Regions from separate parts of the Mus musculus genome. Here region 2 is linked to region 1. Evidence: chromatin loops called from intact Hi-C (ENCODE). Cell type or tissue: heart. All regions are shown on one strand. Links, peaks and the distances in the headings refer to the core of each region. The heading gives the core; the rest is flanking DNA.

Region 1 (7,980 bases), core at 949-5,948:
TCCAAACTTCATGCTTCTATCAACACCAGCATATTACTTAGTAAAACAAAATCACCACAGAAAAGTTTCTCCCATTTAGAAAGGAGATTTCAAACAATAGCCTTTTGGACTTTTTATGGATATTTGGGCTTTGCATGCATGTCTGTGCCTGGTGTTCTTGGAGGGTGTCAGGTCTCCTGGAACTGGAATTATAGTTGTTGGCCCACCAAATGGATGCTGGAAATTGAACCTCAGTCATCTGGAAGAGCAGCTAGTGCTCTTAATTCCTGAGCCATCTCTCCAGTTCCTCAATAGTGTTTTGTAATTAGGTATAAAGGTATAGTCTGAGGATTCATAATTTAAGTTTTGTTTCCTGTTCTATGGTGAATCTGGTTTTTGCAAAGAGAAAAGGAACATTGTAACCACGGGGGTGGGGGTGGGGGTGGAGAGAGGCTGAAACAGTAAACCAGAGCAGAGTTTCACAGAGTAAAATACTTGAGTAGTGCAGAAACTGACATAAATTCCAGGTACTCTTTGGGTTTAGGCAAAGTAAAGGAACTGCGGACACAAAGACGACTATTACCTTCATTTTCAATAACAGACTTACAATACCTAGTAGGTACAAAGCCTGCGGAGGCGCTGAGAATACCAACATGAGTGAGCTACATGCTCAAGGAGCCATCTCGTGGGGGCGTTAGGATGGGGAAAAGAAAGCATCGTGCGGGGGCTGAAGATGAGATTACACAGGAGGGCTCAGAAACTGAGCACATGGTGGACATTTACAAGTAGAGAGATGCGCTGGCTTCTAAAGCCCCAGAGCCTCTCTGGCCAAATGCGCCCACCTCGGAGAGAAGCAGGTCTACGGAAGCCCTACGTTCTCCTCCCCAGCCTCCCCTTCCCCACCGCTAGGCTTGGGGCAGCGGAGGAGGCAGGTGAAAACTGCTCCCGGCTGTCGAGTCGTCATGGCAACCAGAAGTTCCTCGGTCCTCACTCTCCAGCTTCCACTTCCCCCGGCCCGAGTTGGGCTCTAATCTCGCGAGACTTGCCTGCGCGCAGAACCCCGCCGCGGTGATCTCACCCGAGACTGAAGGAGGGAGGAGAGGAGGGAGGGAGGAGAGGAGGGAGGGAAGGGATGGGGCGGGGAGAAGGGCCAGTGCAGCGCCGCCACCGCCGGCAACTTTGTGAGCGAGTTCAGTACGTGCGTGAGCGAGTGAGCGGAAAGTCAGTGCGGCGCCGTGTCCCGGGGGGGAAGGGTCGGGGAGGGAGGGAGGGTGGGCCTGGGAGACCGCCCGCAGCGTGCCTCTCGCCGCCACCGGGGCTCCCTTTCCGCGTCCCCCAGCCCCGGTGGGCAGTTACCTGTCCCCTCCCCCGCGGCCACGCAACTCCCCCCTCCTCCCACGGCGCCCAGCGCGGTGCTCCGCAGCCGGGACTCATCCCCCGGGCGCCGCGCGCTCGTCCCCGGGAGCCGGCGGGCGGGATGGGGGGCTCGGGGGCGCGAGCCGGACTCCGGGCTCCTGCACAATAGTTGATGCCCGGGGACCAGTCGCTTCGGCCTCCGCGGCGCAACGGAGCGCGGCAGCTGCGGGGACCCTCTCGGAGCGAGGCTGGTGGCGAGCCGCGCTGATCCCGCCCCGGCGGCCCCTAACGCCGGGCGCTCGGAGCCTCGGATCTCCGCAGAGGAGGCGGCGAGCGAGCGCGCCCCGACCGTCTGCACGCTTTCTCTTTCTCCCCAGGGAGAGCGCGCGGACGACGCGCCCGGGACGCGCGGCTGCACCGGGAAGCCCAGGCCAAGCGGTAAGTGGCCCGGGAGGGCAGGGCTGGGAGGGGGGCGGGGCGGCACTGCTGACAGTCCCCCCCCATCACCCCCAATGGGCTTGGGGATTCGCGGACCGGAGCTGGACGGTTACAGCCGCTGAAAGTTTGATTTCCGATTTGGTGGCGTGCTGGGGGATCGCGGTCCCGGCGGGGGCGAGTCTGCGCTTCACCGTGCACGGCGCGCGCGCACGTTCTCACCTCAGGATCCGGATCGGCTCCCCTAGAGGCCCGGAGCCCCGCATCCCTGCCTGGTGGCCGTGTTCACCCTGCGGCTCCGGGCTCCTCGGAGAGATCCTTCCCCACCCGACACTCGGTGAGCTCTTTGCAGGTGTGCTGCAGGGGGCCAAGGTCCAGGGGGTTAATGGTGGGGAAAGGAAAGATTTGGCTGCGGGCTCGGGGGTGTTAATTTCTCTCCTGGGGAGATACTGGGGACTGAGATCCGGGGATGCTCCAACCTGCGATCCTTGGAGGAAGGAAACCGTCATAGGGTTGGAGAGGCGTGAGGATTTCCTTTAAAGAACTTTTTCTCCCCTTGCCCTTTCCAACTTCGCTCCTGACCTTAAAGGCAACTTGCCAGGTTCATAAATCGCTCCATGGCATTTCAACGTGGGCAAGCAATCGCGTTGGGCAGATTGAAATTTCATCGGGGCTCACCGAGTCCAAAACCAGAGAGGCACGGGAAATAGCTAGCTTTCAAGGGAGGCGTTGTGCTAGATTGTTGGCATTCCTCTTGGAAGGGGAAGCGTTTGGGGACTGGTAACTCGGAGACTGCCTTGGAGCTTTATGGATTTAATTATTATTATTTTTTTCCTGACGACTAGTTGAGAGGGCAACCTTTACTGAAATTCATACTACCTTGTACACGATTATGTTTCTAAACGCGAGCCAGTGATGCGATGCAAATTTCAGAGGGAGGTGTCGACTTTCATCAGGTTCCAGGTCTATCTGGATGAACTGGGGTTGGCGTTTCCTCTATAAATCGAGCCTTTCATGTTGAAACTCTGACTCAGAGTCTTAAAGCCATTTTTTTTTTTTTATACTGCTACTCTGTGGGAGTTAAGTGTCAACTTTCTCCTGCTTTCTCGAATGGAGTATCTCCCAGTGCAAAGGTTCTCTGGCTGATTCTTTTGGACGGCCACAACATTAAATGAAGCCCTACCAAATTGCTCTAGCATCGTCGTTTAGGCACGGGAATGATTTTCTGTATCTTGGTTTAACGACTTTCTCCCTTGTCCTTTCTCAAACGCTGCAATTAAACTGCCTTTACCAGGATGGAAAAAAAGCTGATAGGATTATGCAGAGCAGTTAAAAGGTTTAAGCAAAGCAGTTTATGGCCACTGATGTGTCCACCTATGCGGTGACAACCCAGTTATTAACTAGAATATTATTACGGAGGTATTTTCCCATGAAATACGTTATTGGTACAAAGGCATTAACAACAGTGATCTAAAATAACCTGGGTGATGGCTGGAACAGAGATGGTTGGGGCAAATCCCACATTTGGGGTGGCGACGTGCTTCAGTGTCACAGAAGATATTGTACTTTTCCTCACTCTTAAAGGATTCTTGAAATCGACTATCATTAATTAGATTTTTCCAGTTGACCGAGAGAAGGAACGGGTTTAGCAAGTGGCTGGAGACAGACAGTAGGTGTAGCTGTTAGCCTCTCTGCAGTTCCCGTCGTCACAGTCCTGGCGCCCCGGACTTGCTAGATTTGACTGTCAGGCAGTTAGTAAGTCCTCAGCACGCCACTAAAATGACATTCTGAGGTTAACTCTTCTTTTGACTCAGTTTTTCAGTGGTATTTCCTTTTATATTTATTTCATATTTGCTTTGAATGAAGTTTGTAGTATTGGTGTAGTCTCATTTGAAGAAAAATTTAAAGCAACTTTTTGAAGGGCTTCCTAACAATGTATGAATGTACTGTAGTTTGAGGATGGCTTGAGATTAGCAGTTATGCAGACTCTGAGGTCTTGGTTAACTGAGGTAAGGTATGCATATGTTGTAGTTTCAGTCGCAGTGTAAATTTTTAGTCAGTGACTTTTCAAATGCTCTCTTAGGGCACAGAGAGCAGTGTTGAGTGGACCCCAACTCAGAGCAGCTTCTTGGCTGGCTGACTTAGTGGAAGATTTCTGTGGTAACGAGAAGGCTTGCTGGCTCTTGCCTGGCTGTATTTTTTTTTTTTTTTAAACCAAAGGTCTAGTCATTGCACAAATGGTATGACTATTAATGAAGCTTTTCAGGTTACTTTTTAGATTTGAACCTTTTGCTTCACTGGCCAGATTAGAATGGTACCCGGCCCCCTTCTTTAACTCTGATGGAGCAAGCCTCTTTGTTCTGTGATGTGAAACACACATCACAGAAGCTGAATCTCAAAATTGGAAAAATGAAATTTCCCTGTATTTGTAACCTTTTGAGCCTTGAGAGGCAAGCAGTGTCTACAGAGTACCACCAGCAGAGGTGTTTCTCTTGGCTTCTGGGACTCCAGTGGTTAGAAGAATCATTCTTGGGCATAGGGGGCTGGACTGGTGGTCCAGGGACCATGGGATCACACCCACATCTGAGGGTGAGAAGTTACTCCATGTCCACGGTTTTGCATATGAGGCAGTTTTGATTTTCCAACTTCCTTAGAGGATTCAGGTGACCTGTCTTCAGAGGTGTGGATTTCAGATACCGACCTGCCTTGCCGCTTTCTGCCAGGGTGACCTTAAAACTAGCTGTACCCTTTCACTGTCTTGACTGTGAGGCCTGAGCCAGCTTTGCTGCAGAAATCAACTAGAATTTATGTGTGTGTGAAAATACGTTGTAACTAAAGTCTCCTTTGTAGTTGCGGTTTCTTACCCTTCCACTGGAGGCTGAAACTAGAAGGGAGTTTGAGCTCAGTTCCTTTGGCCCAGCTTTCCCCAGTTGGCAGGTGAGGCCCTCCAAACCCAATGGTATCTTATAAAGTTAGATGTGGCCAGCACTCAGGGTAGTCGGCCTTCCTGATCTGAACATACGTGTTCCTGGGTTTCACCTTTGGTTCTTTTCCTGCGAACATGTTGAAGTTTTCTCATACTTAAGTATTCAGTGATTATTAAATAAAATAAGGGCAGGAATGATAGCTTCGTTAAGGTTGAAAAGGTATGGAAGTAGCATCAATGTCGTGTAGTACATAGCTAAGCTATGGAAAAAGGAATCCTAGATTAAAATTGTTGTTGTTAATATTATTTTAAATATAGCTTTATCACCCCAGTGTCCTGATACTCTCTCCCTTAAGTTTATTTGCAGAAGAAAGGAATGGGGCCCATGAGAGGGTGGGAACAATTCCCCTGGGTCCAGCTTCCTTAAACATAGGTGATTTGAGCAAGGGACAGAATGTCACAGGGTAGTCTAATTTGCAGCCAGGTCTGGAATGAAAATCTGAGTGTATCTTTTGAGGGGGAGAAAACTTCACCTTCTCATCTAATCTTCCATCCATCTTCTAAGGTGACCCAGCTGCAAGGAGATTTTCTTTTGGGACAGGGTTTTTCACCCATTGTGCCACCCTGGCTTGCCTGGAACTCACCATGTAGATCAGGCTGTCCTTGAACTCACAGGTCTGTCTTCCTCTTCTTCCTGAGTACGGGAATGAATGTGTGTGTGTTTCATAAAAAGAACTAGAGTGAGACCCCAGGTTGGCATGGAGGGGCATTAGGGTCCTGGTGGTGCACCATAAGGAAGGTGACAAGTTGTTTCTGCAGGTCTGAGATAAGAGCTTCCAGCTGATGGGTTCTAATTGGTTACTTACCATGCTGCAATTCTCTCTCATTAGATTTGTAGTATGCCTAACTTGAAGTTGTGGGAAACAGGTAATTACATAGTGTTTGATGAGACACTATGCTTCCTGAGGAATGCTGGCTTGGTGATAGAGACTTGCTGGCTTATAAACAAAGGGGTCACTCAGACTGCTGGGGCTGAAAGGGCATTGAGCGGTAGTTTCTTGAGGTTCCTTCTTACTTCCTTGAGCTGAGCCGTTTACCCAAGTGTGAACAGGTGCGGTTATTGATTGTTTTGTGGTTCATTCAGAGCCCTGCTTCCTTTTATAATGAGTTCTGATCTCAGAAGATAGCTATTGAGAAATTAAAAAGCAGAGGGCTTTGTGCCAATAGCTCATGTTCCTGCAGCCTGGGAGTCTACTATCATTGGGTTCTTTATTTCTTCTTAGGCCTTCACCTCCTACCTCCTCATTCAGGACAGGAGGCCCAGGGTCTCACTCTTGCTAGGCAGTGCTCTACCACTGCCTTATACCCTCAGCTCTGACTAGTATCTTTTACCTAAGCCTTCTATATTACCTTCCTGTGATAATGTTATCATATAATAAATGTAGATTTCAGCTTGGCATGCTGTAAGCCCCTTGCATTTCTTTTCATGCACTCAGAAGCAGTTTGCACTGAGCTGTCTTCAGGGAAGAGTCCCTTTCTTAAGAGTGCCGGGAAAAGGATGCTCAAGATGTTTGCTGTCCTACTGCTGTCACCTGTGTGTCCCTAGGACTAAGTGGGAAGTCAGTGTTTTCTTAGCCTCACAAAGCAGAGTTGAGGGCTCAGTGGTGTAGAGGACTTGCGTAGCATTTGTGAGGCCCTGGGGTCAGTCCCCAGCATTCCTATCCTCTCTCCCCCTGAAAAACAGCCTACTGTGACTGACTCCCAAACTGTATCCTGCTGTACTCCTTGTCACCCAAAGACTGAGGGAAACACCAGTCTGCTCTTGAAATGCAGCTCTGTTTGGGGCTGGTCATTTTCCCCTTCCCACGCTCCCCTGGAGACTTCAGAAGAGCTCACTAGTTAGCATACTGGGCTCTAACTTCTAAGTAGCCTGTGGTTGATGTGTGTGCATTTGTGTGTGGTGATGGGGGTGGGGGTGTGACCCCTAGCTCAGTTGTGTGGGAGAACTATACCTAGGCTTGAATGGAGTTCCTAACCCTGACTCCAGATAGAGAAATTCCTACACTACTTCACAGTTTATTGTCATTTTTAAAATTAGGCCCTCAGTGCTGATGTGCGTCGGTAAAGGAAGGATGCCAACTGTATAAGGAAATGATGTTTCAGTGGGTGAGAGTCCTGGAGTACTAGCAGGGTCACAGAAAGGCTTGTTACAGTCTAATGCTTGCTCTGTTGGGATTGCTCTGGATCTGGCTTCAACGTACCGTATAGCCTGAAGCCCCTTGGGTAGGGTGTGTGCTGGGGAGAGAGGCCGTGAGGAGGCCTGGTTACTGCAGCCAGGCACCAGGGAAGCCTGGTGGGTGTCTTGGTAGGTGGTTATATCTTGCTTCTTTCCAGAGTGACTTTGTATGATCTTTGGATCTGTGTTAGTAGCTCTCTGTGGTCATTGAGATTTCACTTTGGATACGTGAAAGGGACAGAGCCCCCAGATCTTCAACACAGTTCTGTTTATTGAAGAAAGGTAGTTTAGAAGGAATCTAGAACTGGTTGCCTACAGGTAAAGGTCAGGCAATTTTGCAGTGTGGCTGGGACATGTCAATTCAGTTTGGTAATTGTATGATCCACTAAAAACATTGTACGAGAAACACAAGTGTATATAGTTTGGTGGTTTTAAGCCTACTTACCGTTTTGTGAAATAGAGCTCTAAGATTGAAAAACAAACAAAAAACCCAAAAACTTTTGTATCTGAAACTGTACATCATACAACTTTTACTTTCTTCTCCCTCCTATCCCAGCCCCTGGTGACTGCCAACTTTCTGTCTCTTTGATTTGGTTATCCCCAGACATCACACATAAGAGGAGTTAGGCAGTGTTTGCCCTTAAGTGACTGGCTTATCTCACTAGGCATGTCCTCAAGGAAGCCGGCGTGTAGTACATGGCCGTAGGATGGCTGTGTGGGTGGGATGTGTTTACCCCTTGCTGACTCTTAGTGGTTTTTGAGACAAGGCTTCTCTGTGTCACAGAACCTTGACTGACCTGGACTCACTCTGTAGACCAGGCTGGCCTCAAACTCTTAGAGATCTGTCTGCCTCTGCCTGAGTCTGGTTGGAAGCAGTGACACACAGCTGTCCTCAGAGCTTGCATGCAGTTCTTCTGCATGCTGACTTAGCAGTGACAGTGTTGGGCCATGTGTGGTGCTCGCTTTAGTTTTTTGAGGAGCTTTTCATACCATAACGTTTTCCATGGTAGTTGCACTTCAACTCTATAGTCTCAGCAGTAGGTCACCA
Region 2 (7,980 bases), core at 1,051-6,050, 240 kb after region 1:
TGCCCAGAACATCATGTATTTGGGGATGTAAACACACTGGGGTGGCTTCCCCCAGTTGCCCTGTGTGTGTCCTCATGTGTGGACAGTCAGAAGACAAAGCCTCTATTGAGTTACATAAAGGCAGAGGAGGGGTGGGATGAGAGCCAGCCTTCTGGAAAGGCTGCTTTTCATTTTGGGCTAACTGCAGTAACCAAGTGGAATTTCCTGATGCATTTGCCAAGTGACAGAGCTGATGTTGAGAAGGAGCGTGAGGTGTTTTAGTTTAATGTTTGTTTTACAGAACAGGCTACAGGACAAAAGTTCTAAAGCCAAAAATAAAAGTTGTGTTTACTTTACCCAAGGAGCCATGTGACTAAACATTTTACATAGCCACCTCACGACTCAGCTGCCTGCATGTCCCATTGGCTCCAGCTGGCTCATAGTCTACTTCCATCCCAACTTTCCCTCTTTTCTATAGTATTTCTTCCTCTTTGCAGTGACAGGACCAAAGCTGTACAAAATGGAACCACATCTGCAGTCTGTCAGTGTTAGTTACACATGGAAGACAGACTCTGGGTCAGAAAGGCATTGAGTGGCATCATGTGGCTTGAGTCTGTGCTGTTCCCTAGTTCTTACTCAGTTTTGTTTGTAGCTTGCACTTCCCATTGCACCTTCACTGCAATCCTGGTTATATCTGAGTGGATTGTGAGAATCGCATAGAAGCCTGAGTAGACAAAAGTATAAGGACATCCAACTTTGGTGCCCAGATATTCGTGATTACTCTCCTGTCAGACACAGTAGTACTAGGGCCTGGAGAGAGGACTCAGTGGTTAAGAGCACTAGATGCTCTTTCAGAGAACCTGGTTTGGTTCCCAGCACCCACATGGCAGCTCACAATTGTCTGTAACTCCAGTTCCAGGGGCTCTGACACCCTCTTCGGCTTTCTATGGCCACCACATGCACAGGGTTCATTGATATATACACAGGTGAAGCACCCATACTCACAAAATAAAGTAAAAGTGGATCTTAATATAAAATGTGCCCCGGATATAGTTGAACTAGGTTCCTCTAATCAGTCAGCACTACAGCTGCCTCCAGACACATCCTGGGCCCTGCCATGGTCATTGAAGTCTGAGTGGCTGGGAGCAAGTCTTACTCTAGCAAGTGCAGAACACAGAGCAAGTGTCTGAGGGACACTGTTGAGGGTGGTGCTCTCACCCTGCGTGTATATGGAAAACCCTGTGGTGACTAGACATTAACTAGCAAAAGCCTGGCTTACCATGGTGATGGAAGATTCTTAGAGGTGGCCTGCTGTGGCTTCCCATCACAGTCTCCAGAGTAGCCTTGGTAGTTCTCTTGCCATGTGTGGCCATAATGTTTTGTGTTATATCTTAGCCCCTGTAACACCATTCCTGTTTCAACAGTTAACAAAGCACACTGATTTGGTTATATTTGCTTTTAGCAAATTATAAATTCTAAAATCCAAGACTTTTCAGCTCTTCTAGATCTTCCACAGGAAGGAACCCTGGCTAAGGTAGGTGTTAGGGATGGGCAGTAGTTCACCAGTTCGTAGTATTTGCTTCTCTTGCAGAAGACCTAGGTTCAGTTCTCAGCACCCACATTGGGCAGCTTACAATCTCGATTGCTGTCCAACACCCTTTTTTGGCCTCTACAGGTACCAGGCGTAAGAGTGATGTTTATGTATATACAGCCAAAGCATTCATACATGTAACATGAAGATAAATAGGATCGGTCCTGTGCTTACAGCCAAAGCATTCATACATGTAACATGAAGATAAATAGGATCGGTCCTGTGCTGTTGAGACAGAGTCTCATGGAGAAATAGGTACTTGTGAGATAGTCCATTCTTTGTGATGTGATGTGATATTACATGGAATAGACTGCTATAGGATTTGAAGAGGTTCTGCTCTGTGCATTCAGATACAGTATTGGAGAATTGGGGGTTAATAGGAAGATAGGAAGGCATTCTAGGTAGGCTGTGGATGAATGGAAAGTATGGATACAGTGGTACTCTGAATCTTAGTCAGCCAATCCAGAATACAAGATATGGGGAGCAATTAAGGTTGCATGGGTGTGAGAATGGAATCAGATTGGATGGTGCAGCGCCTTGAAGAAGGTGACAGGGTGTTTCAGGAAATATAAAAAAGAATGTCAAGTTCCCACGCTACTGCCAGCAGTTCTCTGCCTCGGCGGGCTAGCCAGCCTGTTCTTATCTTGTGAAGTCTCTCTGGCCCAGAGCTCCCGAAACGTTTCCCCCTAGCTTGCAAGGTTCTTACTGGCGGGTCACTACCATGCCAGCTCAGTGCTTCAAACCTCCCACAGCCTTTGTGGTGCACATCTGGCAAACCCACGCTTTGCTGTCATACCTTTCTCTCTTGAACCCAGTCAAACCACTGCAAGAATGAAAACACTACACAAATTTATTTCAGAAACGACAGTAACTTAGTCTTGCTGGGAACAACTAAAATCCTAATCTTATAAACCTTATTAAATCTAAATCCAACGGTAGCGAATCCTGACAGACCCACCATTGAAACCGGGAGACTCTAGTTGGTACATCTTGTTCTCACTCCTCTCCAAAATGCTCTAACTCTCTCCTGCTTCCTCTCTTCCTCCATACAACCTGGAATTCCTGCCTACGTCCCCAGTGATTTGCTCCTTTATTCATTAGGGGATGGTTCACAAGTCACCAGAGTAGGTGACTCATTCCTCACAACCCCTCCCAGGAGAGCGGAATTGGCATCAAAATACAAGCAAACCCGGGGCTGTCCACAGCTACAGGGTTTTGGTGATGTCTTATGGACAAGGCAGACTTTAGAGAAGCCTCTAGCACTGGTTGGCATTGTGGAAGAACATCGGTAGGAGCTATTGGAGGGGTGGGATGGAGAGAGCCTGGAAGTCGGGAGACCGTTGGGTGGAAGAGATCAGAGGGCAGTCATGGTGGAGCCCATGACGTCAAGCCATACTTTCAAGACCACTACCTATGGTGCCAGGACACATTTTGTGTGTAGTCCACAAATGTGCACATTAGGACAATTAACTCTGAAAGTTAGGAGGCAAAGGAAGCATGGCTTCAGTGTGCTTAACTTGTTAGAACAAATAGAGGAGGGACCGGTTCCACTCACAACACGGGAGGAAAGCTGTTAGATTTGAAGAGGCTTGATTTGAATTGCTAAATCTCCTCAAGTCTCTCGGATTAAGGAGCAGTATCTAGGAGACAGCCAGAGAGAACTCTGATCTGCCTCATAGGTCAATGCAGTGCTAGACTCTGAGCAGCTCTCCTTACCTCCTTCTCTCCCTAGGAAAGCTTCCTGGACTGGGTCTCTGAGCCCTTCTGCCACCTGCTGAGCCAAACACCTCCCATCTGTAGACTCATTGGAGGAATGGCTTCGTTCCAGCCAGCCAGGCTCTGGCCCAGGGTTTCCACTCTGCTTGGAACCAAAGATGACTTCACATTAGAAGTCTGTAGACCATGCCAAACCCATACAGACTGTCAATCAGTGGAAGGACTCCTTGCCTTCTCTGTGGACAGCAGCTCATAGAAAATGCAGTAGACTTGGCCAAGCAACCTAGCCTATTGTGGCTTAGGGTGAATGACTTAGACCCCATTTCTTCTGCTATCACATGGAAGCAGCCTGCCCTAGTGGGAGGCCAGGCATCTGCAGGCAGCATTTGAAATAAAGTTGCTTTGTTATTAAGTCTGCTCAAGTTGTCAACACTTACAGATATCCCTGTGGCTGCCTGCCCCACTGCCGACTAGAATAGATAGGATCGGGGGAGAATGTGTCTGTCTTGCCCACAGAACTCCAGCCTCGGCCTTGAGAGTCAGCTGAGCAATATGCTGAGGCCCAGACACAGCACACCTCTACTGAGAAGTTATCTAAATGTATCATTTTAATCAAATCCAACACGTGCAATTACAGAAATTTTTTAAATGTGTTTTTAGTGTGATGCTACTATCAACCAAAATTATAAAAACTAATTGTCAGAGCCTGACTATTGCAAACTGAGTAATGAGATAGAAAACAAAGAAGCACATGGGGACTGTGCTCTCACAGTGAGAACCTGGAATCAACTGGTTATCCAGTTGTCACTGGCATCCAGTTCCACCCCCCCCCCCCGCCCCCAGCCTGGCGACTGCACAGTATTTCACTGATTGAATCCTGGCAGCTTTTTTTGGAGTCATGTATATTTTCCAGGTCTTTTCCCCCTGAAATTTTTGAGGGGTTCTCACTCCTGGAGGCAGTTTTCCAGCTTTTCCCATAGGGGCAGTGTTGGGGGAGGTTTCTCTTATGGGCTTCCAGCTGACTTCACTTCCCACTCTCTCTATGGGGCCTCTGCTTTTGTGGTCTTTACATGATATCTTCTACTGTGCCTTGGGGTTTTTCCCCCTGAGTTATTGACTTCCTATCTTCACTTCATACTTGCAGGCTGTCTCCTGGTTCGGACATCTATGTGACAGTCTCATCCATGGCTTTGGCGAGATCCCAGTGCCGTAACTCTCCCAGCAACTTGTCTTCGTCCAGTGAGACTGGCTCTGGAGGTGGTACCTACAGACAAAAATCCATGCCCGAAGGGTAGGTATGGCAAGGAGTCCATCTTCAGTATCCTGTGTTCAGACAGGCCACACAGAACTGCATGAAACCAGCAGAGAAGAGGTAGCCAACCCTCCAGATAGAAGACTGTCCCAGCGTCTAGGTCAGACCACTGAAGAACATGGTCAGTCCTGTGTGGCAGCAAAGTCAGATAGCATCAGTTCCTTCATCACACGGACCAGTCAGTGCCACTAGAAGGATTTTGTCTTGTATTTCCTCCAAAGTGAACGCAGCAGAATACTCCTTGCAGTGTAGTTCGGATTGCTGCTGATACAGAGAAAATGATAACCACGCCCAGAGCTTAACGTTGTCTTGTAAGAGGCCTGTGTTTTGTTGGTTTTCTGTTGTTGGGTTTTTCCAGACAGAGTTTCTCTGTGTAGATGTCCTGGAACTCTCTCTGTAGACCAGGCTGGCCTTGAGCTCATAGGGATCCTCCTGCCTCTGCTTCCCGAGGACTGGGATTAAAGGCTTGGGCCACCATTACCCAGCAATTTGTTTTGTTTTGTTGTTTTGTTTTGTTTCAATCTTCCTTGACACTAAATTCCCAGAAGGAACTGTTTGTTTCTGACAAAACTTATAGAACAGGCCCTAGGTTTTGTCTGTAGCACCACTAGAAAACAGAACAAAACTTTCAAAGGAAGGGAAATGCACAAAGTTTAAAGGTCACTGAAGGCTGAGGATGCTGGAGTGTCTGAGGCTTGGAAGCCCAGCATGCCACACACAAACTGCCTTTGCTCAGAATAAGAAAACCAAACTGTGGGTGCTGCTGGCCCTGAGAAAGAACTTGAACCATTCAAAAACCAAATGGTTCTATTTCACATTTTTCTAAGGACTATGTTTAACATACAGGCATGGGATTTGGTTACTTTTCTGAGAATTCACCATGCAAGCAATTCATTAGCAAGCTTAATGTCCTCATAGTGGATATTTATTTACCATGACCAGGATTTCTGTTGGATCTTTTTTAAAAGGTTTGTTTATTTGTATGTGCATGAGTATTCTGCTCACATATATGTATGTTCACTGTGTGTGTGTGTGTGTGTGTGTGTGTGTGTGTTACCCTTAGGGATGAAGAAGGTATTAGATGCCCTGGAACTACAGTTATGGATGGATACGAGCTACTATGTAGGTTCTGGGACTTGAACTCACTAACTATTGAATATGCTTTTTGTTGTGTGTGTATGTGGGGAGGGGGGGGTGCTACATGTTTATGCTAACAGAAGGTAGGTGATAAAACCACTCCAGGATACTCCTCCTCCATGCTGTTGTCTTCGTCAATAGCCTGTCTGAAGGGCACACATCTTATGTAACTGCATCAGTGATGACTCGAAAATAATTTTAGCTTTTCTTCATCAGTCCCTGCAGAGGTTTTTTTGAGTCACTTATTTTATCATGCCACAAACCCAACTAATTATTTCTTACTTTAATTAGATTTTATATGGTATGATTTGCCTTAGAAATGAAGTAGTCAACATCTGTCCATCATTAGTATGGCACTAAAACGTAAAGGAGTGAACCAAAAAAAAAAAAAAAAAAAAGTTTTCCTGTCTGTGATAAGCTCTAAATGTCTATTAACAAATTGAACGGAGACATTAGTGTGATTGATGATAAAAACTCTGAGGCCCATGCCTGAGTGCTCCTTTTTTGTTAACAAGACAGTGGTTATTCCTGTGGGCATGCAATAGCAAGCCCTTGTACCCTAGGTGGTATTAGGGGGGCCTGTGATCTTTAGTGAGCTCACCTTGGATTGTATGCGACACCACACAATGCTTTTTGTACCTGGGAATGATCTTTTAAAAAGACGAAGTTGCTGATGCAGTGCCATCTTCTGTACACCAAAGCCACTTCAGTGGTGTTAGCTTGCATTGTTTTGTGTTGTTATTGTTGTTTGGTTTTTCCGGACACAGTTTCTGTGTAGCCCTGGTTGGCTTCAAACTCAGGGGTCTTCCTGTCTCTGTCTTTCAAGTGCAGGGATTAAGTGCATGGCCACTAAGCTTGGCCTGCCAAAGCTGTGTTTATGCACATCTGTGACGCAAGAGGTGGTTTGGCTCACGCTCTCATGTGTCTCACTGTTGCCCATGAATGACGTTTGACCCTGAAGTTTCCTTTACCAGTAAGAGCAGCTGTGTCCAAGTCGATGTTGAAGTGTCTGTGCTGTGCTGGGCACCTGTTAGTGTCAGGCACGCTCAACATCATAGCGATAACCAGCATACGGTGGTTCTCTGTGGACAGTGTGCCATGTTGGTACCCTCCCTCACCCTCCGTGGGCCTTATGTCTATACCTGTGTGGCATGAGCTTGTTCATTTCTTGGTCCTAAGACATTGAAACTATCTTAATTAGCTGAAGGGTAAAACTGAGACAGTGCTTAGAATCTATGTTTAGTTCTGCTGCTAGGTTACCAGTTCCAATTGAGCTTCATGTTTCCCCACTCCCAGGGGTCCTATCCCTCCCAGGAGAGCTCTTACAGGTCCTGGCCATGTGTCAGTCATCACAGGTAAGGAACAGACACGAGTTGATAGAGAATCAATAGAGGCCTGTGTTTCATAAGTTCTTTAGAAGTTCATTAGTTAGTAACCATGAGAAATGTGGTACATTTCCAAGTAAATACTTGAATTCTGCCCTCCGGCCCTTTCTGGTCTCAGAGGTCATATTGCTGATGTTCATGTAGACATAGATTTCGTATGACTTAGTTAAACAAGTGTTAACTGTTTTTTCAAGGGGAAAATCAAGCTGGCTCAGTAGACACTTACTATTTTACTTGCCAGCTTACCTTCTTCTGAGTTGCCCTTCCCAACATCAATTTAAAATACATACAGGGGGCTGGTGAGATGGCTCAGCAGGTAAGAGCACCGACTGCTCTACCGAAGGTCCTGAGTTCAAATCCCAGCAACCACATGGTGGCTCACAACCATTGGTAACGAGATCTGACTCCTCTTCTGGAGTGTCTGAAGACAGCTACAGTGTACATACATATAATAAATAAATAAATCTTTAAAAAAATAATAAAATAAAATTCATACAGTTAGAAAGTGGCTTGCACATAATATAAGCGGTACTTGTCATTTTTCAGACCACAGAATATAGTGCTCAGAAAGTGATTGATCCCAGAGTAACTTAATGATTTAGTACATCATTGAATTAAGGGGAGCAGCCCCCACTCCCGAGATATACTGTTAGAAAATGTGCAAGTGACTTAAAGTGGGTTGATGGTAAATGACAGTCTGAACTTGACTATGTGAGCCAGTGAACTTGGGTTTCTTACTTTCTGTGCCTTCTGCTGGCAAGCTCTGTGCCCTAGTTAACACTTGATTTTAATAATAAGCGTGCCTTCCTGAGAAGAGATATGTATCTGCGTGCACAGACGTGCAAGCAGAAACTGGTAAT

Evidence for each region. A loop is a pair of places that touch in the nucleus more often than their neighbours do. Peaks named below come from ENCODE experiments on the same cell type or tissue, not always from the same donor. Only the 100,000 strongest peaks of a DNase experiment are listed, where the experiment ranks them.
Region 2: a loop joins it to region 1, with 1.9 times the contacts of the local background. A loop is called at or near these places in 2 of 42 quality-filtered maps.

The regions. Positions count from the first base shown.
Region 1 is chr12:82,168,304-82,176,283 of GRCm38, forward strand. It overlaps a transcript of Sipa1l1 not described here. Among named protein-coding and RNA genes, the nearest start is that of Gm30799, 100 kb to the left of the region's middle. In heart, for the core only: CTCF peaks have their summits at 1,931 and 3,437; DNase peaks (open chromatin) are centred at 1,018, 1,858 and 3,458; H3K4me3 peaks cover 2,902 bases; H3K27ac peaks cover 2,181 bases.
Region 2 is chr12:82,412,474-82,420,453 of GRCm38, forward strand. It overlaps Sipa1l1 (signal-induced proliferation-associated 1 like 1), which reads left to right. Exons shown (of 21, transcript NM_172579.3): 11 at 4,431-4,577. Among named protein-coding and RNA genes, the nearest start is that of Gm30916, 25 kb to the left of the region's middle. In heart, for the core only: a CTCF peak has its summit at 3,631; a DNase peak (open chromatin) is centred at 3,398; H3K27ac peaks cover 1,366 bases.